Regions from separate parts of the Mus musculus genome. Here region 1 is linked to region 2. A link is a loop called in an ENCODE intact Hi-C map of the cell type or tissue named here. Cell type or tissue: gastrocnemius. All regions are shown on one strand. Links, peaks and the distances in the headings refer to the core of each region. The heading gives the core; the rest is flanking DNA. Region 1 holds the start of Mir6897 (microRNA 6897). Region 2 overlaps Gm39625 (a long non-coding RNA gene).

The links. A loop is a pair of places that touch in the nucleus more often than their neighbours do. Peaks named below come from ENCODE experiments on the same cell type or tissue, not always from the same donor. Only the 100,000 strongest peaks of a DNase experiment are listed, where the experiment ranks them.
Region 1: it touches region 2 in a loop (5-fold over the local background); 13 of 42 quality-filtered maps call a loop at or near these places.

The regions. Positions count from the first base shown.
Region 1 is chr1:36,139,487-36,151,805 of GRCm38, reverse strand. Uggt1 (UDP-glucose glycoprotein glucosyltransferase 1) reads left to right here. Exons shown (of 41, transcript NM_198899.2): 37 at 12-172; 38 at 1,647-1,761; 39 at 5,065-5,181; 40 at 5,621-5,774; 41 at 7,555-11,778. The coding sequence ends at 7,580. Mir6897 (microRNA 6897) reads left to right here and starts at 7,493; the gene lies at 7,493-7,554. In gastrocnemius, for the core only: a CTCF peak has its summit at 6,571 (motif pointing left); DNase peaks (open chromatin) are centred at 6,552 and 7,314; H3K4me3 peaks cover 581 bases; H3K27ac peaks cover 1,340 bases.
Region 2 is chr1:36,247,963-36,260,281 of GRCm38, reverse strand. Gm39625 (a long non-coding RNA gene) reads right to left here. Exons shown (of 2, transcript XR_865343.3): 2 at 9,740-9,832. Among named protein-coding and RNA genes, the nearest start is that of Gm39625, 9.8 kb to the right of the region's middle. In gastrocnemius, for the core only: a CTCF peak has its summit at 7,253 (motif pointing right); DNase peaks (open chromatin) are centred at 7,269 and 7,848; H3K27ac peaks cover 88 bases.

The DNA.
Region 1 (12,319 bases), core at 5,612-8,111, 110 kb after region 2:
CTTTACTGCAGATTGTACGGACAGATCTGAAGGAGTTAAGAGATTTCAATTTGGATGGTGCGCCTTACGGTTACACTCCCTTCTGCGACAGCAGGAGAGAGATGGATGGCTACCGCTTCTGGAAGTCAGGGTACTGGGCCAGTCATTTGGCTGGACGAAAGTATCACATCAGGTACTGAGAGGGTGCCCTGCTTATGCCTCTTATACTACATATAAAGAGAGACTTAGTTTATTTGTTTAGCTGCATATACTGCAGTATGTTCTTCATAGTTTTCCTGTGAGTGTGTCCTGATGTATAATCTACTAAGTACATTGTTTTGCCTATTTCAAGCATATTCGTAACCTTTGGGTGGCACATGCCTTTAATCCCAGCACTTGGGAGACAGAGGCCAGGGAATCTCTGTGAGTTTAAAGCTAGCATGGTCTACAAAGTGAGACCCTGTCTAAAAAACAAAAAAACACCAAACAAACAAAACCCACAACCAGTATACCAGTATATGCATTTATTACTTCAAATGGACACTCCATGTCTTCTGGAAGAAGGTGATTTGGAGGCTAGGACATATACAAGAAATATTATCGAGCTGGAGAGATGTTCTCTGAGATGAGGACCACTGGCTACTTTTCCATAGCACCAACACCCACACCCACATGGGTGCTCACACCTGCCTATAAGCCCAGGTCCAGGGCACCTTTTGGCCTGTGTAGGCACTGTTTGCATGTGATATACAGACATAGATGCAGGTAAAACACCCATACACATTTACAAAAAAAAAAACAAAAAATACATCTTTTTTAAAAAAAGAAAAGATTGACTTATTTTATGTGTATGAGTATTTTGCCTGCATGAAGGCCAGAAGATGTCAGAGTCCCTGAAACTGGAGTTACAGAAGATGGTGAGCCACTGTGTGCATGAAGGGAACCAAACTCTGATCCTCTAGAAGGGTAGCCAGGGCTCCTAACCTCTGCGACAATCCTCAGGGCCCTAAGTAACTCCTTGTTAAAATGAGCACACACAGAGATGAATGATGGCTGCGGTGACTTCAGTTTTATTCCGTGTTTCTTGGCTGCAGAGAATTGGAACCCTGCCTGCTCCTCTCCTGTTATCTTAAGATGTCGTCAGGATAGTGGTGGCAAATTGTTATCATTTATCAGTTTCAGTGATCTTTATCACTGGATCTTTTGAGTTAGCCAGATTTCTTTTTGTCTTTCTTATATTTATTTTATGTGTGTGAATATACTGTTGCTCTCTTCAGACACACCAGAAGAGGGCATCAGATCCCATTACAGATGGTTGTGAGCCACCATGTGGCTGCTGGGAATTGAACTCAGGTTCTCTGGAAGAGCAGTCAGTGCTCTTAACCACCAAGCCATCTCTCCAGCCCCTAGATAGAAATCTTGCCTCAGAAATTAGTTTCCTTGTAAGACAACAAAATAAAAAGCTGGCCAAAGTGAGCCGTCAGAGCAGGCCATAGCCTGCAGGTGTGTGATCCTCTTGGCCATGTGCATGCGCCCTCTGCGGCATCTTCCACTCTCTCTCTGGGACACTGGCCTGTTCCATCCATGACCTCTCCCACCATTCAGTTGGGTTCATTGTTGACATCAATTGATGGTTTGTCTGTAACAAGTGTCTCCTCTCCACTCAGTGCGCTGTATGTCGTGGATCTGAAGAAGTTTAGGAAAATAGCTGCTGGAGACAGACTCAGGGGACAGTACCAAGGTCTGAGCCAGGATCCCAACAGTCTTTCAAATCTTGATCAAGTAAGTGACCGTTGACATTACACATACAAGTATGCCATTTGTGTCTGAAAATGAAGTAGTGTTTGTGTGCTTTCTCAGAACTGAACTATTTCTTCATGGAAAGTATGTGAGTGTGAGTGTGAGTGAGTGTGTGTGTGTGTGTGTGTGTGAGAGAGAGAGAGAGACTTGTCTGATCCCAAAGGCTCTGAGACTGTCAAAAAGCTCAGAATTTACACTAAAAAGTAGTAAAATTTTCTAGCCCTGACTGCCCTCCATGTCAGAACTTTCAGGAAGGCTTGCTGAATAACTTTTCCAATAACAAGCATTTTCAGAAGTAAAATTACAGGTTTGTTTCGTTTGGGTTTGTGTTCTGTTTATTTGTCTTTATGTGCATGGGTGTTTTGCCTGCATGTAGGTCTATGCACTGTATGTGCAGTGCTCCCAGAGACCAGGAGAGGGAGTCTCAATCACCCTGAGCTGGAGTGACAGACAGGTGTTAGAGCAGCCAGGGCTCCTACCCTCACCCTTCTCCTCAGCCCCAGTTGTAGCTTTAAGTGTTTTAGATATCTACTGTCAATCTGCTGCTGCAGCTGCTGTTTTGAGACCAGGTAGCACTTAGTAGCCTTGGCTGGCCTGGAACTCTCTTTGTAGACAGGGCTGGTCTAGAGATCCACCAGCCTCTGCCTCCGTAGTGCTGAGATTAAAGGCATGAGCCACAATACCCAGCTTGTTTAAAGTCTTTCTTAAAATATGTTGTTGTTTATTGTGATATGTAGCATCCATTAAAAGAATCCATCTTCAGGTGTATCAAGGAGTCACTACAAAGCCAAGGCTATAACCAGAGCCCCGTGCGTCAGGAGCATGTCACTCCTGATAGCAGACTGCTGCCCTGCTCCCTGACTGTGGCAGGCAGGAGGCAGCCCACTTGCCACTCTGTAGACTCTACTGAGCCTGCTGTCTAGCCTGGACACCATGCTTCTATTTAGCCTCTTGGCCTCTGCTGACCTGGGGATGTGTTCCCTCTACTCACTTTCCTTTGTAGTTTTGTGCCCTTCACCAGCCGTTCCCCATTCTATCTCTTCCTTCCTGTAGAGCTTCCTGCAGCTAACCACCTTCACTCAGCTCGCCCCCCCACCCTGCTCAATCTTAGTAGTTTATTATTTTAGTCTTTTGTCCTTTGTTCTTTGTGTTTCCTGTCTAGTTAGTTTAGTCTTCTGTTTGTCCTTCATTTTAATTAACATATTTGCTTCCATTTTAGTATTTTTTGTTTTCAGTCTGTGCTGGAATCCTCTGTCCTTTATCTTTAGCAGCTGTCTCATGCAGAGTGACAGTTTGCACTGCCAGGTCTTTGACCCACCTGCTGGCTCTCATCTCATGACCTCTGAGCATATGACTGCTTTTGTTCATGTTTTCTCTCAGCTGTTTCTTTTCTTTATTTTTTTCCTTTTATTGAAAATAATTTTCCCCCTCACATAATATATCCCGATTCCAGTTTCCCGTTCCTTCCCCTCCTCACATTGGATTCACCTGCTTTCTGTCTCTCAGTAGAAAATAGCATCTAAGGGATAATAATAGAATACAGAATAAAAAGATAAAACAAAAGCTAACACATTCAGAATTGAACAAAACAAACAGGAGGAAAAGAAAAGGCACAAGAATCAGAAACCCACTCATTTATTTGCACACTCAGGAATCACATAAAGACCCTAAACTGGGAGCCATGATATGTATGGCTGTAAGACTGTGTTATATTATAAAGTATATTATGTATAATTATTATCTTCCCGCAGAGTAGAAAGTGCAGGTTCAGCAGTATCTAAAGTTTATTTTGTTGACGGTTTGATGAAGGAAATTGTCTCAGTTACTTTTCATTCCTATTTCTGTGAGAAAACACTATGCCCAAGGCCATTGATAAAGCCTTTAACTGCGCCTATGGTTTCAGAGAGTTAGAGGCCTTGATGGCAGGGCAAAAAAACCACGGCAGCAGAAACAGCTGAGCGCTCACATCTTTACTATAAGTGGGAGATGGAGAGAGATACCAGGAATGGTGTAGGTCTTTTGAAATGTCGCAGTCTGCCCCCAGTGACACCCTTCCTCCAACTAGGCCATACCTCCTAACCTGTCCCCATACAGAAAGACGGTTGTGAGCTGCTGTGTGGTTGATGGGAATAGTTTCACCAACTGGGGATCAAGTGTTCAAACCTATGACCTGTTCTCATTCAGACCACCATTGTGCACAAGACTGGAGTGATTGTTGCTTGCATAACTGACCTGGTCATGGTTCTCAGACAGGATCTCACATCGCCACGCTGGCCTGGAACTCAGTGACTGTGAACACTCCTGCCTTTGCTCCCAGAGTGCTGGGATTGCAGCGCATAGCACTATACTCGGCTGACTACACTACATCATTTTTACAAGCGTCACAGTCAGTCAGTTCTGTTTATTTATTCCAGTGGTATATTGGGTTTTTTTCTCCCCAGAGTGTTAGGACAATGGAACATTTTATTGTGAGAGAAATTTGGGCTCCATCATTTGGGAGCGGGAGAGTCGGTGCTTCTCCTCTGGAAAACTATAAAGTGTTAAGGCCCACCTCTTCTCCCTGCAGAAGTGAGCAGAGACTGCATGGTGACTCCTCTGTAGTCTCAGCACGTGCGTGCGAGGCCAGGCAGGAGGACAAGTCCCAGGCCAGCGTGGGCAACAGTCTCAACAGAGCAAAAGACAGCAACGGGAAGTTTTAGAATTTACTTTCATGCAGTGAAATGTAGTTGAATCTTGTTTGTGTTGGTTTTGTCTCTTTTTATATGTATATGTGTTTGCCTGTGTGTGTGTGTGTGTGTGTGTGTGTGTGAGCCCAGTGCTGGAGGAGCCCATAAAAGGGCACCAGACCCCCTGGCACTGGAGATAAAGATGGTTGTGAGCTGCCGTATGGTGGGGACCTACTGGGTTCCCTGTAAGAGGTGCTAATGCCCTTAATTTCATAGTCACCCCCTTGGGTCCCCAGTTGAGGGAGTATTGTTGTTTGTTTTTCTAAGTTTTAAATATGTGTACACATGTCTATGTGTGGGTATGTGCACATGTGTGTAGGTGTCTGCAGAGGCCAGAAAGGGGCATCAGATCCCTGGAGTTGCAGGTGTTTGTGATCTGCCCATGTGGGTTACATGGGTTCTGGGGACTGAACTCAGGTCCTCTGGGAGAACAATATATACTCTTAAATGCTGAGCTGTCTCTCCAGCACTCTAGTTGAATTTTAAGCCTACACTGGTTGCTTATTTAAATTTCTTTCTGAGTTTTAAATCCTTGTGTTTCATTTTCTTTACCAAACAGGATTTGCCCAATAACATGATCCATCAGGTGCCAATCAAATCGCTCCCTCAGGAATGGCTTTGGTGTGAAACGTGGTGTGATGACGCCTCTAAGAAGCGGGCAAAGACCATCGACCTGGTGAGCTGCCCTCCCTACCCTGGGACCTGACAGAGCCTGGTGGTCCTCCCTGCCCTGGGACAGAGAACCTGGTGGCTGCTGGTGCTGTTCAAATTGGCTTTCGCTGAATTATGGTTGGAGCTGCAGAGCATGTCCTGGTCACTTCAGCAGGGCTCTTCCTCACTTGCCCAGGACGCCAGATCACATGCAGCGGTCTAAGAGTTGATTTCTGCTGTGTCACCCGTGTCTTCCACTTCAACCCTGTGCCTGGACAGGTGTCTGCTTAGCCAGTAACTTTGTTTCCTTTGGTTTTGAGAGGTTTACTGTGTAACCCAGGCTAGCCCTGAAATCCCGATCTCCCATACTTAGTCTCACACATGCCTGCTGGAGGCCTGTGGCAATCTGTACATAGGGTGTACCTTTCTTATAGCTCCACTGAGGTGTGCTTGTGTGCTTGCAGTGTAATAATCCCATGACTAAGGAGCCCAAACTGGAGGCTGCCGTGCGGATCGTCCCTGAGTGGCAAGACTACGACCAGGAGATCAAGCAGCTGCAGACCCTCTTCCAAGAGGAGAAGGAGCTGGGGACCCTGCATACAGAGGAGACGCAGGAAGGTCAGTGTGAAGCTGACTGAGGATAAGTCAGTCCTGGCTACTAATTTGTTGCTGAAACAATGTAGGGGTCCATTTCCCTAGATCTTGATCTCATCCAGGGTCTATTTCCCATTGTGCCCTTCAGCCAGTCTTCTAAATAGCACATTCAATGTAGTTTTGTAGTCCTCCCCCCAACACTTGTTTGTTTAGTCAGAAGAAGAAGAGATGTGTGTGTGTGTGTGTGTGTGTGTGTGTGTGTGTGTGTGTGTGTGGTGGGGTGCACACAAGTGTTCATATGTACCACCGCATGCCTGTAGACGTCAGGACAGCTTGCTTTCAGCAGCCAGTGCTCTCCTCCTACCATGGGCGTCTGTATACTTACAATAACCTTATAGACTACTGGTCAAATTAGGTGATTTGTGGTCTTTTATTTTCAAAGCCACTAAAGCTTACAAATAAACGTCTAGTATCTTTGTCTGTCCATGAAAGTCTGGACGGTTTATGCCAGGCTGGGAATCAAGAGGACCAGGTGTTAAACTCACTTCCACCTACAGAGTGCATTTGAGACCAGCCTACAAGAACAGTGAATAAATTGGAGTCTCGATTAAATATTTCTCCTCCTTTAAACTCATCCTAAGAAGCAAGTGCAGGGACCTGGAGAGACTTGAAAGTCTGTTCTGGAGACTGCAGGCTAGAAAGTGTCATAGCTAGTAGGTTATAGTCACACACTCACTAAAGATTTGGAGCAGGAGAGCCGGCTTAGCTTTAAAAACACTGTCTATAACTCCAGTTCCAGGGGATCTGATGCCCTCTTCTGGCCTCTGTGTGCTTAGCATGCATGTGATATTCAGAGACATAAGGGCAAAATACCCATACACATAAAAAAATGAAAATAAATACTGTTTTAAGAAGTTAAATTCATTATGTAATTACTTATAGATAAATGGACAAAGAATATGAACAGACTATTCAAAAGAAGAGCCATATATGAGGAATAAGGATACAGTGATGAAATTAGAGTCACCATTAATATCTGATATGTCAAAAAAATACAGGTGGAGTGGTAGTGCAATGCATTAGGGGGCAGGGGTGAGACTGGTGAGTGAGCCTTGCCGAAACTGTCCATGTGTCTGGAAAGCCTTGCTTTAAAAGCAGCAGGTCTCTTACAAGGAGCCTTGAAAATGCTGCACCAATGGGCCAGAGAGGTGGCTCAGCAGGAGAAGTGCTTACTTCATGACACGAGTCCTCATTCCCACGTCTCTTGTCAGAGCAAAGGAGAGAACTCACTCCACAGAGCTGCTGTGAGCACGCATGCACACCATAGCATGTGCACACAGTCATGGTAAAGTGCAAGTGCATTGTGCAAGAATGCCTCTACTGAGGCTGCATCTTAGATAACTCCAGGAAAAGCAATACACACGGAGAGATGTACTTTACTGTTACGTACCGATCAGCAACCTTAAAACAGTTTAAGGATCAAAGAACAGCTGCCCTGGCTCACAGAAAGAATGTGTAAGTGCAGAAGATTTCTGCACACAGCAGTGTGTGGCCCAGAGCCAGCTCTGCCCTGCTGGAGACCCCGAGAGCCAGCGCTGCCCTGGTGGAGGCCGTGTATAGCCCAAGGGCGTGTCAGTTCTTAGAGCTAAAAATGTCTTCTTCTCTTAGGTTCGCTTTCAACCCTTAATACAGAAATAGCCAACACCAAGCTTCTACAGACCATCTGAAGCTACAGTGCTGTGCTGGGGGCAGTGTCACACGCTGTTTTATGACGTAAGTCTCACGGTCTGTGTTCTTCCCCCAGGCTCTCAGAAGCATGAGGAATTATGATCTCTGGAGGAAGATGGGAAACCCACCTTGACAGTTTGGACTAACTGCTGTTTTCTCTGATCTTTCGATACGACTGCTGATGAACGGATTGGGCAGGTGTACCACACCTATTGATCTGAGCATTGATTTAGACTACTGCACCCTAGTGGGTGCTAGATCCTTGGGGCTAAGGCTCTGTTGGATTTGTACCTCAGAGGAAGACAAGTGGCTGGTCTTCTGGGACTCTTCTTCTCACCAGAGGGAGAAATGCCGGCAGCAACTGCAAGAAGCCCAGTCCTTCGGTGCCCACAGCCCAGAGCACACACTGCTGTGCTGGCCCAGAAGCTGGGCAGAAAGGTCACCATGTTCTTCCTTACCTCAGTTTACCTGCAGCCCTTGCTGCAGTGCAGATGCCCACCCTGTACCAGGTCAGGCCGGCAGATGCTTCATCCATGCCTCAAGGTCTACGCCAACATGCTTCTCACGTCTCTTCCCCTCCCCACCCCCCTTCCCAAGCACTAGGCTTGTTGTTTAATGGAGCCCAACCAATAATCATGTGTCTTCAGGGTTGGCTCAGTGCAGTTGCTAAGCAAATCAGTCTTCAGGAGAAACGGGGTGGTGTGGATAAGGCTGGAAGAAATGGCAGGTAGTGGAGAGTGTTGGGGTGTTCGATGGAAGACAAAAACATGGGCCGTTCTCTTCAGTCTAGTACCCAGTGAACTGTCCAGGTAATTGTTTTGTAAACAATTTTTCTATTTATGAAAATGTGTGCTTTTTCTTCTTACTTTCTAAAAAGCTGTTGGTTATCAGTTTCCTGGCTGGGCACAGGCGTCCTGAGTCCCTCAGTGACCGCTCTCAGCGTGCTCAGCCTCCGTCTGGATGCACCATACTGTCTGCCCTTTCCCTTGTAGAGTTTTCTCTCAGACCCAGGGGATAACTTTGGGTGTTTCTTCCCCCAAATGCTCTCAGACCTGTGACCAGGAATGACTCTGTCTCTGGAACTCGGTTTCCTACACTCTGTCTTTCCCTTGTGCTTTGGCTCTGAGGGTCCCCTTTGGCTTTCGAGACTTGCCGAGGTCTGGTCCAGTTCTAAGGTACTGCTGCTGTCTGAAGCAGCACCCTTCACTGCTTTGTGTTCACAGCCACAGCCCAGCATCACCTCGGGAGCAGCCTGGGCTGAGGAGCCTTCCACGTGTTGTTAACCTGGCTGGACAGGTGTGGGTGTGTGGTGTCATCTCTGCCCAGGACTCAGGGATCTACAGCAGAGAGTTAGTGTTGCTGGGCACAGGGTGTGGCTCAGTGGCAGACAGAGTGCTTGTCTAGCAAGCCCAAGGCCTTCTGTCTGGTACTGTATCTCCCCAGCCCCCCCCCCCCAAAAAAAAAGACTGAATATGAGGAATGAGTACTGTGGGTAACTAAGTTCTTGCCTGTCCAAGCTAGGTAATATGTGTGTTACCATGGAAGAATGGCCTACAGGAGCCGTGGTTAGGGATTTGAGTGGGCAATTGTTAAGTAATAAGTAGAGACAGAAAACTGGATTGGGAATTCAGAGAACCAGCATTAACCCCCTTACCTCGTCAGCTGGAGCTCCCACTGAGAGTCCTGGGCAGAGCACAAGTGTCCCCTCAGGTCAGGAATCCACATAAGAGAACAAAGAGCAGCACTAAAAACAACATCATTTAGTTCGGTGCTCACGACACCCCAGAAACGAGCTGGGGGGCTGCTACCATCGGTCGGTCAGCAGGGTTTTCTCCCTCTCCCTCTGCAGGCGCTTGGGTAGCAAGGACAGGCTGTAGCGAGCCCTCTGACCTTGGAAAGGTGTCTGGGAATAAATTACTTCCCAGCTGTTTCAAGCGATGTATTTTGACTCTTGGATTATCAAAGTGTTTTGTCATTTGTCATAAAGTCAGGGAAGGGGCACACATCCCCAGACAAAGGGCCATGGAGGATACGTTTGAGACAAACATGTTCCATAGCTTCTTAGCTTAACTAGCCCTTGACATTTATTGATACAGTGTATATTACAACATGAATTTCAAAAAATAAAAAAATTACCACACATATATCAAGTAATATCTCCCCCCCCCCCATTTTCAAATCTAAAAGTTAGCTTAAGAGCCAGCCTTTGTTCAGGCTTCATGTCCACCCTGGATTAAGCTCTCAGGGCTGCTGCGCCCGACTGTGAGCGGAAGCTGTCTTCCCAGTGCCCTGGGAGCCTGGAGTGTTGAGCAGGAATAGTCAGTGCTCTGAGATGCTGGCCCGGTGGCCAGGGTCCTTCTCTTACCAAATTATGTGTGCCTCCTCTGAGGAAGAGGAAGGCATGGGTCTCCTATGGCCCTTTAGTCCCTCGTGGGTCACTACACTGACATAAGTCATATTCAGAGCTGATGCTGGCTAGGCCAGACCCTAAACTAAACCCTTCTAAAGCTGTCCAGGCCCCCCCTTTCCTGGTCCTTCCTTGCATCCTGTGGATTAAATCATCTCTACAAACTAAGCCACTGCCACAAATGGGCTGCTGCCGGCAAGTGGCCCTGGAAGGGTGTCCCTGTCAGATTTCACCTGACATTCTCACTACGAAAAAGCATGTTGTGACTGAAAAGAGAGATGAGCTATTCTCCAAGAAGCAGGAAGTGACTGAGCAGACAGGTTATTGAGGCTCCTGGAGAGCTCACCGCCATTCTTGGCCTGCGAATAAATGGTTCTTTGACCTCCTGTCATATAGCAGTAGAGTGTTTCCTTTCTGAATCACTAGGGTAGTGTGACCTGTGACAAGTCAGACTGTGCCGATGTGAATCCATGAAAAGCGGCCCTTGACTGGACCTGGGGCTGTGGGGCACAGCTCTCCAGAGTCCTGGGTTAGAAGTATCCTGGATGCACCCATGTCGAGAGTGGTAATGTGCTGGTTTCATAAGATAGTTGGCGTTGTTACCCGGGCAGAGGCTACATTTCTGGTTGAGCATGGTCGTCTCGGGGCGTGCATGTGTGCACCGTGCAGGGCCTGTCTGGTCAGGAGCAGACTTCATGGCAGGTATGTTACCTGGCTCTCGTCTGAGTTGCTGAAAGATGAGCTGAGAGCCCAGTGCTAAAGAAGGAAGAAAAGAACAAGCAAACAAACAAACAAAAAACAGGAAACAAACTTGACTGGCATAGTTTAGGACTGGTCAGATTTGGTCACCAGTATGAAGTCAACTCCTCTTGTCCGCGTGTCCTCCATTAAATTACCCTTCTAAAATTACCCTTCCTAGTTAGACCCGCATGCTTCAAGGAAATGATGCACCTGAGGCGTTGGGAAGGCGCTCACTCCCATGCACTTTTCTGGGGAGAGTTCATGGAAGGCTGCCTAGAGGGACACGTGCTGGCAGTACGGAGCACGACTTCTTAAGAGAGTTGTTGAGTCCGTGGCTTTATGGGATATTGTATGATGATCAGAGTCAATCAAACGGCTCCTCACGTTCTTGTTTACTAAGTAGGGGAGCAGTTTTCTGTTGAAATTTCATGAACTCCCATTTTCTCTGCCTTAAGGTAATGAGGACTTCTCAAATGCTGGATCAAGCTCAAGCACATTAAACATTGTCACTCAGGAAGTCACTAAAATTTCCAAGTGTCTGGAAGGGTCTCACCCCTCCCTCATTGCTGGTGTTTTGTGTCTCCGTGTAATAACAGAAAGCTCTTCTGTGTTACATAGCCATGGTGGGTTGGCGGATCCTTCTCGTGGAGTCATTGCATGCTGACTGCCAAGAGCAGCTGAGCGTCGGTGCCAGGCATCAGCGTGGCACAGGGAAGTCCATCAGGTCGGGGACAGAAAGCGGGAGGCCTCTTCCTAGTCTCCCGGGTCCTTAGCAGTGTGGAGGGTCCGTGACCGACCGTATGAGCAGGGCGTGGAGCCGTGGACTTTCCCAGCCTGTGCTTTCTGCTTGCCTTACTTGACCCCGGTGGGCTCAACAAAGAAGTGGGCACCATTCCCTTAGCCAGATGCAAACTCTACTCACCCAAGGTCGGCAGTGCAACAGAGACTACCAAGCACTCTGTTTTCCTACCCAAAAAAAGGGGAAATGGAGAGAGAGCTTAGGGGTTTTAAAGAAACTGTGTCCTACTCTGTCCATTCAAACCAACACCTCACTTGGCGATGAGGTTAAACTCTGTGGATGTCTTAGTCCACGCGGGTTTCACCGTGAGAGTAAGATCTGTCCAACACAATAAAATTCCTCCTCTCTTCTTACAGCTGTCTGCTTGTTCATTCTCTCTCTCTCTCTCTCTCTCTCTCTCTCTCTCTCTCTCTCTCTCTCTCTCTCTCTCTCTCTGTGTGTGTGTGTGTGTGTGTGTGTGTGTGTGAGTGAAGGGCAGACTGATAGAAGATAGTCTTACCCTTCACCTCTCAGAAGTCACGAAGCCTGAGAGGTTGGGAGGTCCCAGGGTCTGGCCACAGTGAGTCCTACAGATCTTGGGCCAACAGCCAGGCCCCCAACTCTGGGACCCGCCCCCAACTGAGCCTGGGTGACCAATGTGGTGATGACCTTGAGAGGCAGCAGAGCAAAGCCTCCAAGTGTGCTGCAGACCCCTCACGGGGTTCCTCCAGAGGCCTGCAGGTTCTGCCCTCCCCTTGTCTGAGCTGCACGAGTGGAGCTGAACAGTTTGGCCGCTCCAGGATCAGTGCACACTTGAGACTGATGTGCCCTTGCTGAGGTGGCAGTCAAGGCCTGGTGCCTGTGGGGTGGAGGAGCTTAGTGGGCAGCAGAAGCTTCTACAGGGAAATGAAGCTT
Region 2 (12,319 bases), core at 5,768-8,267:
TCCTCCTCCTCCTCCTCCTCCTCCTCCTCCTCCTCCTCCTCCTCTTCTTCTTCTTCTTCTTCTTCTTCTTCTTCTTCTTCTTCTTCTTCTTCTCCTTCTCCTCCTTCTCCTTCTCCTTCTCCTTCTTCTTCTTCTTCTTCTCCTTCTTCTTCCTTCTTCCTCTTCTTCCTTCTCCTTCTCTTCCTCCTCCTCCTCCTCATCTTCTTCCTCTTCCTCCTTCACAGTAAAAGTATTTCTTAAGAAAATGGAAGCCGGGCTGGTGAGATGGCTCAGTGGGTAAGAGCACCCGACTGCTCTTCCGAAGGTCTGGAGTTCAAATCCCAGCAACCACATGGTGGCTCACAACCATCTGTAACAAGATCTGACGCCCTCTTCTGGAGTGTCTGAAGTCAGCTACAGTGTACTTACATATAATAAATAAATAAATCTTTAAAAAAAAAGAAAAGAAAAAGAAAATGGAAGCCGAGCCAGTAAGGTGGAGTGGGTAAGAGCCCTTGCCTTGAAGCCTGATGACCTGAGATTGATCCCCAATTCCATGGTGGAAGGAAAGAACTGACTCATGAAAGTTGTCCTCAGACTTTCAAATGTCTACCATGGCACATGACCCCCCCCCACACACACACTCTGATAATAAATAAAAGTTAGAAAGGACATTAATGGAACAAAGAAAAACTTGTAAACCTTACCCAATGCAACACAAATTTAGCACGCACTGTGGCCTAGCAGATCTGGAGAGTTGCTATGGTGAGGAGGTTATGAGGGTAAAGCAAATGAGAGCATGCGTAAGAATATCTGCCAGAATGTTCCAGAAGAGGCTCTTGTGACAGGAATGCACTTGGGAACAAACTGGTTATGCTCACCAGAAGGCAAATGCTGTTGATATAACTGCAGTTTCCTACAGTGTTTGTAGTGAGAATTTTGGTTTCTCTAAAGACCCAGTTATGTTATGAGAATGTGCTTTTGCTTTAACTCCAGGTGTGAGATGAGAGGCTGCTCACAGCAGGTGATTGTGATTTGCCTATAGCTCTAGCAGGGGCCTGTTTTTGCCAGCTGCAAAAAAATTAATTCTGGGGACTCTGGAGGGGGTGTAAATGGGAGCACCCTGAGAGGGCCTGAGGAGGCTGCTGTTCCCCCTTCTGCTTCCCCTGCTCCTCTTCCCTCGGCTCCTCCCCCTGCTGCTTCCCCTGCTCCTCTTCCCTCGGCTCCTCCCCCTGCTGCTTCCTCTGCTCCTCTTCCCTCTGCTCCTCCCCCTGCTGCTTCCCCTGCTCCTCTTCCCTCGGCTCCTCCCCCTGCTGCTTCCTCTGCTCCTCTTCCCTCTGCTCCTCCCTCTGCTCCTCCCCCTGCTGCTTCCCCTGCTCCTCTTCCCTCTGCTCCTCCCCCTGCTGCTCCCCCTGCTCCTCTTCCCTCGGCTCCTCCCCCTGCTGCTTCCTCTGCTTCTCTTCCCTCTGCTCCTCCCCCTGCTCCTCCCCCTGCTGCTCCCCCTGCTCCTCTTCTCTCTGCTCCTCCCCCTACTGCTCCCCCTGCTGCTTCCCCTGCTCTCCTTCCTCTGCTCCTCTTCCCTCTGCTTCTCTCCCTGTGTTCCCCCTGCTCCTCCCCATTCCTGCTGTTGCAGTTTGTAAGAGATGAGGGGGCTGGAGAGATGGCTCAGTGGTTAAGAGCACCGACTGCTCTTCTGAAGGTCCTGGGTTCAAATCCCAGCAACCACATGGTGGCTCACAACCATCTGTAATGAGATCTGACACCCTCTTCTGGTGCATCTGAAGACAGCTACAGTGTACTTAGATATAATAATATATAAATCTTAAAAAATTATTTATATAAAAAAAGAGAGATGAGAAGAGGTTGGAGGAATCCTGATGCAGATTAGACTTGCCCCAAGAAACCCAATACCCTTAGTCAGCAGGAAGTAGTCTAAAGAGGTTTCTGCCTCTTTCCCCCTCTAGCCTTCTTTCTCTCCTACTTAGTTTCGGCAGGTTGGAAGGGATCAGGGTGGAATAAGGTTTGGTAGGGAGATAGAAGTATAAGAACCTAATAAAACAGCTAAGCAGATGTTCCAAAAGTGTGCACGGTGCTTACAAGGACTAACATATCTCTCCCCTTCACCTCTTCCTTTCTCTGTTTTTGCTTCCTTCCTTTCTACTGTTTTTTCCCCCCTCTGGCATTGATGATAAAGTCTTCATGTGCAAAGTCCTCTACTACTGAGCAAACCCCTGCTTTGATTGTTATAAGACAGGGTCTTATTATGTAGCCCAGGATGGCCTTGAACTTTAAATCCTTTTGTCTTAGACTCTCAACTAGGGCCGTGAGATCTGGCTTCCCTGTTTCTGGCATCCTGAATGTGGTATATAGTCAATGTCATGTAGATTAAGATGCATAGAGTAATGCATGCAGGTACACTTGCAGGTACGTGTTAATGTGTAACAAAGTGAAAGGTGCCACTGGGAAAAGAGAGGAGAGTGGCTGAATGGTCATGTGCATTTTACTGCAATGCCATTTTTCTTATGATGAGAATGCATTCATATTTTGTTTAAGAAATAAGGTTATTCGCTCTGGAAGACACTCTGCTGATTCCTCAAAAAGTGTAGTTAGCATATACGCCAGCCATTCTGCTAATCGTTCTGAAACCACATACCCACGCAGAGCAGAGTTCAGAGAAGAACCATCCCTTCACGGTATCCCAGAGATGGAAACACCCAAATGTGAACCAGCCGATAAAGAGACGGTGGAGCAATGCCGGAACCACAGCAGTGGGGTATTGCTTGGCCAACACAACTGTGGGAACAACTGACTCGTGCTCTGAGGATGAGCCCTGGGCACACACTGAGAGAAGGAAGTCTGTCACCAAGGGCCACATGGGGGCTGGAGAGATGCAGCTGCAGTTTAAAGCACACTCAGTTCTCAGCACCTATGTCAAGTGGCTCATAACCGGTTTACCTTTAGCTCTAGGGGACTGACAGCTCCCTCTAGCACCCACATATGTGTCACACATAAGCAACAACAACAACAAAAATAAATGAGGCTGGAGAGATGGCTCCAAAGGTTGAGAACGTTTGCTCTTGCAGAAAGCTCCACATTTGATTGGCAGAATTGACATGGTGGTTCACATCCATCTGTAACTCCAGATATAGAAGATAACTGACATCTTTGACCTCCTTGAGCACCAGGCAGGCAGGCAGGCAGGCAGGCAGGCACGCACGCACGCACGCACGCACGCACGCACGCACACACACACACACACACACACACACATGGTACACATACATGCAGCAAAACACACACATAAATCTTAAAATATAGAAATAAAAAACAAAGGGTCAGGAGTTCCATGAATCCATGCACATAAATATCTATAATAGGAAGCACAGACACAGAAACTAGTGGTGGCCAGGGCTGGGTTTGAGGGAAACATGGGCAATAAAAACTAAACAGCATTCATTACAGCGATTGCCTAGCAGACATGAGGCTCTGGGGCCAGTCCTCAGCGCTACAGAATCCTGGCGTGGTGCTGCACTCCTGCAAACCCAGCAAGGAAGGTGGAGACAGGGGGACGAGAAGTTCAAAGTCACGAAGTAAGTTGGAGATCCACATGGGTTAGAGACCTTGTCTCAAAAGAACAAAACCAAGGGTTCAGGTCTCACAATGAGACAAGGAACAGTGGCTGTTCAAATTTAATGGCACTGAAGCCACTAAATTTAATTGTTACTTTAAAATTTTGTTTCTGTGGTCCGGAGGGATGGCTCCGAAGTTAAAAACACTGGATGTACTTACAGAGGTTCTGAGTTCAGTTCCCAGCAACCATGTGGTGGCTCACAACCATCTGTAGTGTAATCTGGTGCCCTCTTCTGGCCACAAGCATACATTCAGGCAGAACACTGTATATAAATAAATAAATCTTTAAAATGTTTTTGTTGTTGTTTTTGTTGTTGTTGTTTGAGGCAGGGTCTTACTGTGTATCCTAGGCTGGCCTCAAACTTATGGCTATCCCCTTGCCTTAGCCTCCAAGTGCTGGGATCGCAAGTGCGAACCACCACAGTGAACTGCCATTGGCACATTTTTATGACGATGATTATGGTCTGTGAGTTATATCTCAAGGGGAAAAAAATGTATCAACCAAACTAAAGCCTCCACATTACTCTGAAGGAAGAGCAGGGGGAGCAGAAACAAACGCGAGCCCGGAGTGGGAGCAACGGAGTGGCGGTCCTGCACCCCGCGGCTGCCAGGAAGATGGAGAGGGGAGGAATGGCTATCTTAGAGAGTCGGCAGGGCAGCGAGTGTGGGGATGGAGAGGGGCCATGTGGGAGTCGCGAGGCGGGAGGGAGGTCAGCCTGTAACCAGCGTGGCTGAAATGATGCGTCTCTCCGTCTGAGCATCAGAGTCTTGAAACAAAGGATCTGCAAGATGGGAATTTCCTCAGGAAAGAGACAAGGGGCAGAGAGGTGGGGCTTTTATCCTAGAGATTCCACACAATTCTAACAATCTGTCAGGCCATTACACAGAATGAGACCGAAGCCCAGACATGTTGGGGGTCGATGGTAGGCAGGACTACACTGAACTGCCTAGATATGTACACCCCTAGCCTTTTATTTAAACTTTAATATAATTTCAGGACCCCCAAAATGGACCTGAGGCCCCTCTTCCCAATGTGACTACATTGAATAAATCTCCCTTTTCAGCCTTTTACTATTAATTTGGCTGTTCTAATTGCGTTCTTAAGGATAGGTGGCTGAACTTGGATTCTTGAAGTACGGACTGTGGCCCCCAAATTCTGTAACAAACCTAGCCAAAGCAGGACCAGGAGGCTCGCTGTTCTCTCAGTCTTCAGGCGAGCCAGCTTCAAGACTGTGCCACTGTTGGGTGCTAATCCCATTCCAGGCCTGGTGTCTCATTGTGCGTGCTAGGTGACAGGCAAACCACTGGTTAAGGTTCATTTTCCTGAAAGCGGCTTGATTTCTAGGTTGCAGGGTTGGATGGGCAGCGGACCAAAGCAAACAGGGGTGTTTTGTTAATCATCCTTTGGAGGATACTTGGCAGAGAGAAAGGAAAGCAAAATCCCGGTTGCAGGACTCTCAGTGTGGCGTGAACAGGAAACGGCCAGGTGGGGCCCGGGACTGCCGGGGGGGTTTTCCTTCAGACTGAGGAAATTCCCGTGGCTTGATTAGGTGGTGTCTGGCAGAGATGCTTGAAAACCCCTGCTCTCCTCACAACCCAGCCTCATGTGGTGTTCGGCCCCAGTTGGATCCCCGCACTACAGCGCGCGTTGGCAGCCTGCTTCAGGGAAGCTGCTTGGAAATTTCAGCTCAGAAGTCCACAAGAAAAGGATGGACGCGGAAGGCCAGATTCCTGCGTCTGACTGAAGGGGACCGGCATGCTACTGTCGCATCCATTCCCAGTTCGTTACCACTGACCAGTGTCCCTGCATCTCCCTTTGAAGGAATGGGAGGAATTCCCTCGTGAGCCAGGAGGCGGCGCCTTCTCTGTGCTCCTCTGCGGCAGAAGGAGCAGAGAAGGTCCCATTGGCTCAGAGGCTGTGTCTGACCTGCCTGAGGCCACACAGCCGTCCTCAGTACCGTTGAGATCTGGAGTCCCAGCCAAGACTCCAGACCCTTTGCCTCAGGATAAACCCTTTATGGTTTTGAGGCAGGATGGATGATAGGCTGGGGACATGGGAAGAGAAAGGAGATGCTTCTGGGTGACCTTTCTCACCACCTGAGAATCAGGAATTGCAGTATGCCTTACACCTTTCTCGTTCCTCACCTGTAAACCTGGCAATTTCTAGGAATCCATCAGAAACCCCATTTGCAACAAAATACACATACCAACTTTTGTACCAACTTAGGTATCCTGATTTTATTTAATCAGATTGGAACCTACCCAAGGTGCCTCCAGAGTCATCCTATAATCTTATTTATGAGGGGGGAGGGGATGGTTCTGGCATTCAGGAGGCAGAAGCAGAGAGAGGTGAGTATCTGTGAGTTTGAGGCCAGCCTGGTCTACATAGTGAATTCCATGCTAGCCAAAGCTAACAGTAAGGCCCTGTCTCAAAAATAAACCAAAGAAAAACAGGCTTAAAGATCTCCATGTGCCAGCATGTGGGCCTGAGTTCAATCCTCAGGATCCAGGTGAAAATCAAACATGGCTGCCCACACTTGTAACCCTGGTGCTGATGGGAGCAGGGAGCCAAGACAGGAACATCAGTGAAGCTTGCCGGCCAGCCAGCCTAGCCAATATGGTAGCCCCTGGTTCAGTTAGAGACCCTCCCTATGAATACACACACACACACACACACACACACACACACACACACACATCTTTTAATAAACTTTAGCTCTGCTTCATGCTGTCTTGTCCTGAAGTTCTTCCCTGTGATGACTCCGGGGATCCAATTTTAGTGGAGCTGAAGTCCCTAAAAGAACTTCACTCTGCTACAGTGTCAGAATGGAGCTGTGTCTCTGTCCCAGCTGCCACTGAGAGTTTGTCATGGATGTGGAGGCTGGGGAAATGCTCAGCGGGTAAAACACTTGTCTCCCTGTGATGACCTGAGTTCCTTTCCCTAGAATCTACATAAAGCTGGCTGCAGGAGTGCACTGCCCCATGGGAGAATGGGAGGTGGGCATGGAAGAATCCACAGAAACTAATAAGCTGGCTAGCCTGGTCCACATAGTGGAAAACAATAAAGACACTGTCTCAAAAAGTGTTAGTTGAGTTTTCCACATGTGGACATCCTCTGGCTTCTAAACATACAGACACAGACAGACAGACAGACAGACAGACACACACACACACACAGAGAGAGAGAGAGAGAGAGAGAGAGAGAGAGAGAGAATGAACGAATGTTTGAATGAATGAATGAATGAATGAATGAATGTGAATTCTGGAATTCTGGCTCAGGAACAGATTCTGCAGCCTCACACAAAGTCCTCAATATAGAAGATACCTTTTCACCTTTCTAGTATCTACTTTGCCCTGTTGATGGCCACACAGAATCTCTCGTGTGCCACTGCACACCTATGCACACCCACTTGCCTGTTCACACCAAAGATGGTCAGTTCTTTGACTTCCTCGTGTACACAGTACTTTCCTTTAGGTACCTGAACACCTGGAGGAATCATAAACTCTCATGAGAACAGAAAATATTGCCTTCGGGTGTCAGGGTAAGGACTACAACTAAATCTTCCCCAAACAACCCCACTCAGGGCTTACTTAGCCGGGAAGAACCCTGTGCTGGGTTCTCCACTAGCCCTGTGTCAGTTACTCACTCTGGCCTCTAGGGGGCTCCCTAGGAACACAGACAAGAAGCCATCGTATCTGTTCCTTCAGACAAGAGTCTAAATGTGAACGAATGGACATGGTTTGGTAACCCACAAAAGTAACACATTGTGGAGGAGGAGAAGCCGTATCTCATCAGAGGATGATAATCTGTGAGCCATGGGGATCAATGGAAACTCCGAGTGACCAGCAGTCCTTGAGAACAAGCTTCATACATCATCTCTGGTCACCTCTGGGTAAGACTGTCCATTTTAATCAATCAATCAATCAATCAATCAATTTGGTTTGCACGTGGATATGTGCACACTGGTGTGGTCATACATGTGTAGAGGCTGGAGGTGGACTTCAGGGCGTCATCTTCATTCACTTTCCACTTTCATTTTTTATTTTATTTTATTTTTTGAGGCTGTCTCACTAAATCTAAAACGGGCTGTTTAGTTAGACTGGCTGGCCAGCAAGTCCCCAGGAAATGCTTGTCTCTTCCCCTAGTGCTGGGGTTACAAGCATACAACATGCCTGACTCTTAACTGCGTGCTGGGACCCAAGCTCAGGACTCCACACTTGTGCGCCAAGCATCTTACACATGGAGCCATCTCCTAGCCGGGAAGACTGGGATGCAGGCCATCTGGTCCCCTCAAGCTTCGTCACCGCCAGTATTCATCTAGTTGATGGTCACAACCAGATAGACTTCTGACTGCTGAATCTGTATTTTTGCCCCACCCTAGAACCATCTCACCAGTCACAGAGTCAGTAATTTAAAAACATATTTTGCACGCCTGCTTTCTTTTCTTTTCCAATTGCTTTGTTAGTTCCATGACAGGGTCTGGCCTCATAGCACTATCTAAATTGGTCAGTCAGTCAATGGCTTAGGAAGTAAAGGCACTTGCCACCAAACCTGCTATCTGAGTTAGATCCCGCGGACCAACATAGGAGGTGGACAGCTGAGCCCCATGAGTGGTCCTCTGACCTCCACACATGTGCAGGTTGCATGGGCAAGCACATACACAAAATAAAGAAAGAAATGTCAAAAGAAACCCTTGTATAATGTTTCATGCAAGTTAACAATTTTGTGTTGGATCAAATTCATAGCTCCCCCTCAGCTGCTTCCGTTTTCCAGAGAAACCACACTTTACCGCCACCCATAGTACAGAGGAGCGGGGTGGGGGTTGGGGGGGTGGGGGTGGGGGGTGGTGTTTCACGGAGGCTAAGCAAGCCCCGTGCTCTTTAGCTGTACCCAGAAGTCCAAACACACATCATTTTAATATCACTGAGTTGCTATAGCAAACTTCGGTGTCTCAGAGGACCTGGGTCCTTTGTTATTCAGTAACCACGCCCCCTGCTGTGGCTTTTCCCAGCAGACACAGCAATCTCTGCGGGCACCAGGTGTGAGGCTGACAGTTCCAGCTGTGTCCAAGGTCCAGCTGCGGAGCCTCCCTTCCCATAGCTTATTTAACAGGGCCTTATCCATGTTCTAATTAGGAGGCCAGACAGCGAGCTTGAGCTCGTTTCCCAGGCACGAATCCAGCTTCCCTGTGACTTTGTTTCCAATGTTGTTTCTTAGAATATGGACCTCAAACTCACTACATAACCAAGGCTGACTTTGAACTCCGATTCTCCTGCCTCCAGATCCGGGTTTGTGTGTCAACTTGACACAAGCTAGAGTCAAGGAGACAAAAGAGCCTCAGGTGACTAAAGGCCTCTATAAGTTCCAGCTATAAGGCATTTTCTCAATTAGTGATCAATGGGGGAGGGCCCAGGCCATGGTGGGTGGTGCCATCCCTGGGCTGGTGGACCTGGGTTCTCTAAGAAAGCAGGCTGAGCAAGCTAGTAAGTAACACCTGTGTGTGGCCCCTGCCTCAGCTCCTGCCTCTTGTCCTGTTTGAGTTTCTCTCCTGGCTTCCTTTGATGAGTGATATGGAAATGTGAGCCAAATAAACTCTTTCCTCCCCAATTTGCTTTTTGGTCATGCTGTTTCATAGGAACCCTGACTAAGACAAGCTGCAGTCACCAATGTAAATAAAGTGCAGAGTTGAGACTCCTGCCTCTCAGGGCTTCTGTTCTCTGTCATGAACGAGACCTTCTGTTTTACATCCAAGATTGCCCAAGTGTTTACAAAAGATGCACGAGGCACTCACTGTCCTGCCCGTTTCCATCTAAACTGCCCAGGCAGAACTAAACAGAAAACAGTGTCTTAATCTGGTAGCTGAGGTGGGCAAAGGTGTGCCTTCCTTCAATCACAGTGCTTGATGGGCTGCAGCAGGACTTTAAGTTTGACTTTGTGGGAAAAAAAAAGTAAGACAGTCTATAGGGCAATAGTTAGTACTTACCTTCTCATTTTATTTATTTATTTATTTAGAGACAGGGTTTCTCTGTGTCGCACTGGATGTCCTAGAACTTGCTCTGTAGACCAGAGATCTGCCTGCCTCTGACTCTCAGTCGCTGGGATTAAAGGAGTGTACCACCACCTCCCAGCTTCTTTTCATTGTTCTTAAGATTTATTTTTATTTTATGTGTACGGGTTCTTTGACTGGGTGGTTTGTATGTGAACCACTTGCATGTATGGTGCCTGCAAAAACAAAAAACAAAAAAACAAAACAAAACAGATTAAAAACAACAACAACAACCCAGATCTGCTCTCCAGGAAATGGACAGCTGTGAGCAGCCAGCCCTGCGAGTGCTGGGAAAACCAGTTCTTGCTGTGAGCTTTGAGCAGCGAGTGCTCTTCCCCGCTTGAGCAGTCTCCCTAGCTCCCTATTTTAGTTTTTGAGACAAGGTCTCTTATGTATCAGGCTGACCTCAAACTCACTACATAACCAAGGCTGGCTTTGAACTCCGATTCTCCTGCCTCCAGATCCGGAGTACTGTATTATACATAGCTGATAGCACCAATCTGTTTAGGTGGTGGGTGGATCCTAGGCTTGGAGCTAAGGGCTGAGGAGCTAAAAGCCTCAGGTGAGCTGGGAAACTCTGATAACATCTGCAAACACTTCGATTCAGGGAGCTCCTGATAAGAAGACAGCAGACCAACCTCCCATGGTATTTACAGCTTTGAAACCAGAGAAACAGATCTGCAGATGGAATCTTCTACCTCCAAAATTCCCCTTTCTGCCCTATAAAAACCCCAAGTCCTCTGCACCCTGGCACACACTCTCCACTCCCTTGAAGAGACTGGAGGACCCCATTGCTCTTTTCCTCTCTCTCTTTTTAAGGCAGCTGTGGTGGGGTGGGGTGGGTGTATCTCACTATGTATATCAGGCTGTCCTAGATCTCTCTGTGAGGACCAGGCTGGCCTTGAACTCACGGAGATCTGCCTGCCTCTGCCTCCTGGGTGTTGGGACAAACCATCATCAATTCCACACTTTGCTCTCTATATTTCTAGCCTTTCTTAAAGTCTTCTATAATACATTTGAAGTCATCATTATAGAATTATCTCAACAGAGAATCCAGGACCCTTCAGGTTCCCCCCCCCCTTTTTAATTTTATGCATATGAGTACAGACACACTAGAAGAGGGCATCAAAGCCCATTACAGATGGTTGTGAGCCACCATGTGGTTGCTGGAAATTGAACTCAGGACCTCTGGAAGAAGTTGGTGTTCTTAACCACTGAGCCATCTCTCCAGCCCCCAGGTCCCTTTGTTGAGTATAACTTCTGTTGTCATGACAAAATATCCAGGACTAGGTATTTTATGAGAAAAGAGGCTTTTTTTTTTTTTTTTTTTGGCCAGTTTTGGAATTTGGAAACAATCACGTGGTGTGACAGGCAGCAGGCTTCGAGGATCATGTTTACTCTTTTTATAACTCACTCTTGGCAGAACAAATACATTTTTCGAGGCAGTAAACATTCTTTCCAAGGGCAGTGACTTCAAGGATCTAATCCTGCTTCACTAGGTGCCACGTCTCCAAAGTTAACCATCTCAAAATCACCAGCTTTGGCAGTGGGGGTGCTGGAGAGATGGCTCAGCAATCAAGAGCACAACAGTCTAGACCTCTGGTGTGTGTGTGTGTGTGTGTGTGTGTGTATGTGTGTGACGACATCTAATCCCATCTTCTAACTGCCATGGGCACCTGTACACATGATGCATACCCTCACCCTCAGATGTAAAAGAAGCTTTTATTCATCTGAGGTAATTGTCATCCTCAGGTTTAATGCCTCTCTCTGCTAAAATAGGCCCATTACTGGAAGCTTCTACCCTCTGTACAATTGTATGTAGTCTTAGAATGTTTCAGCATCTGCAACTTGTTCCTGAATAAGTTTACCGTTTCCTAATCCTTTCTCACCTTTGACTGGCTGGCTCAACTCAACTGTAATGGCTCAAACTCCTTTCCACACTGATTCAATCTAGCTTCTCTGGGCTTCTCCTGAATTTCTCTCTCTGTCTCTCTTTCTGTGTCTCTCTCTCTGTCCTTCTCTCTGACTCTCTCTGTCTCTGTCTCTCTCTGACTCTTACTCTGTCTCCGTCTCTGTCTCTCTCTCAGATTTATTTATTTATTTTATGTATGAGTCTCCTATCTGCATGTACACTTGCACACCAGAAGAGGGCATCAGATAGATGACACTATAGATGGTTGTGAGCCACCATGTGGGTGATGGGAACTGAACTTAGGACCTCCGGAAGAGCAGCCAGTGCTCTGAACCACTGAGTCATCTCTCCAGCTCCCTGAATTGCTCCTTTCCACCTCCAACTACTTCTGTCAATCTGTTCTAATCTCTTGGCTCCTCATTTTCTGGGTCATTCTATCTTCACCTGTGTCTAGCTTGTTTTCTCTTGAACGTGTCTCTGTACCACTGTCCCAGTTAGAACCATCTCTTTCTCTCTGCACTGCCTCACACTCCTGCAAACAACCCTAATTAAGCTGGTCACAAAAAATACAAAACAAAGACAAGACTTGAAAATAGGAGGGGTGCTTGGTCATGGGAAGAGAAGGATGGAGGATAACAGAGGGTGAAGCAATGTATATACATGAATGAAATTGTCAAAGAATAATAAATAAATAAATAGCCTCAACAGTTATGGCAGTATGCACCTTTTATCCCAACATTCAGGAGGTAGA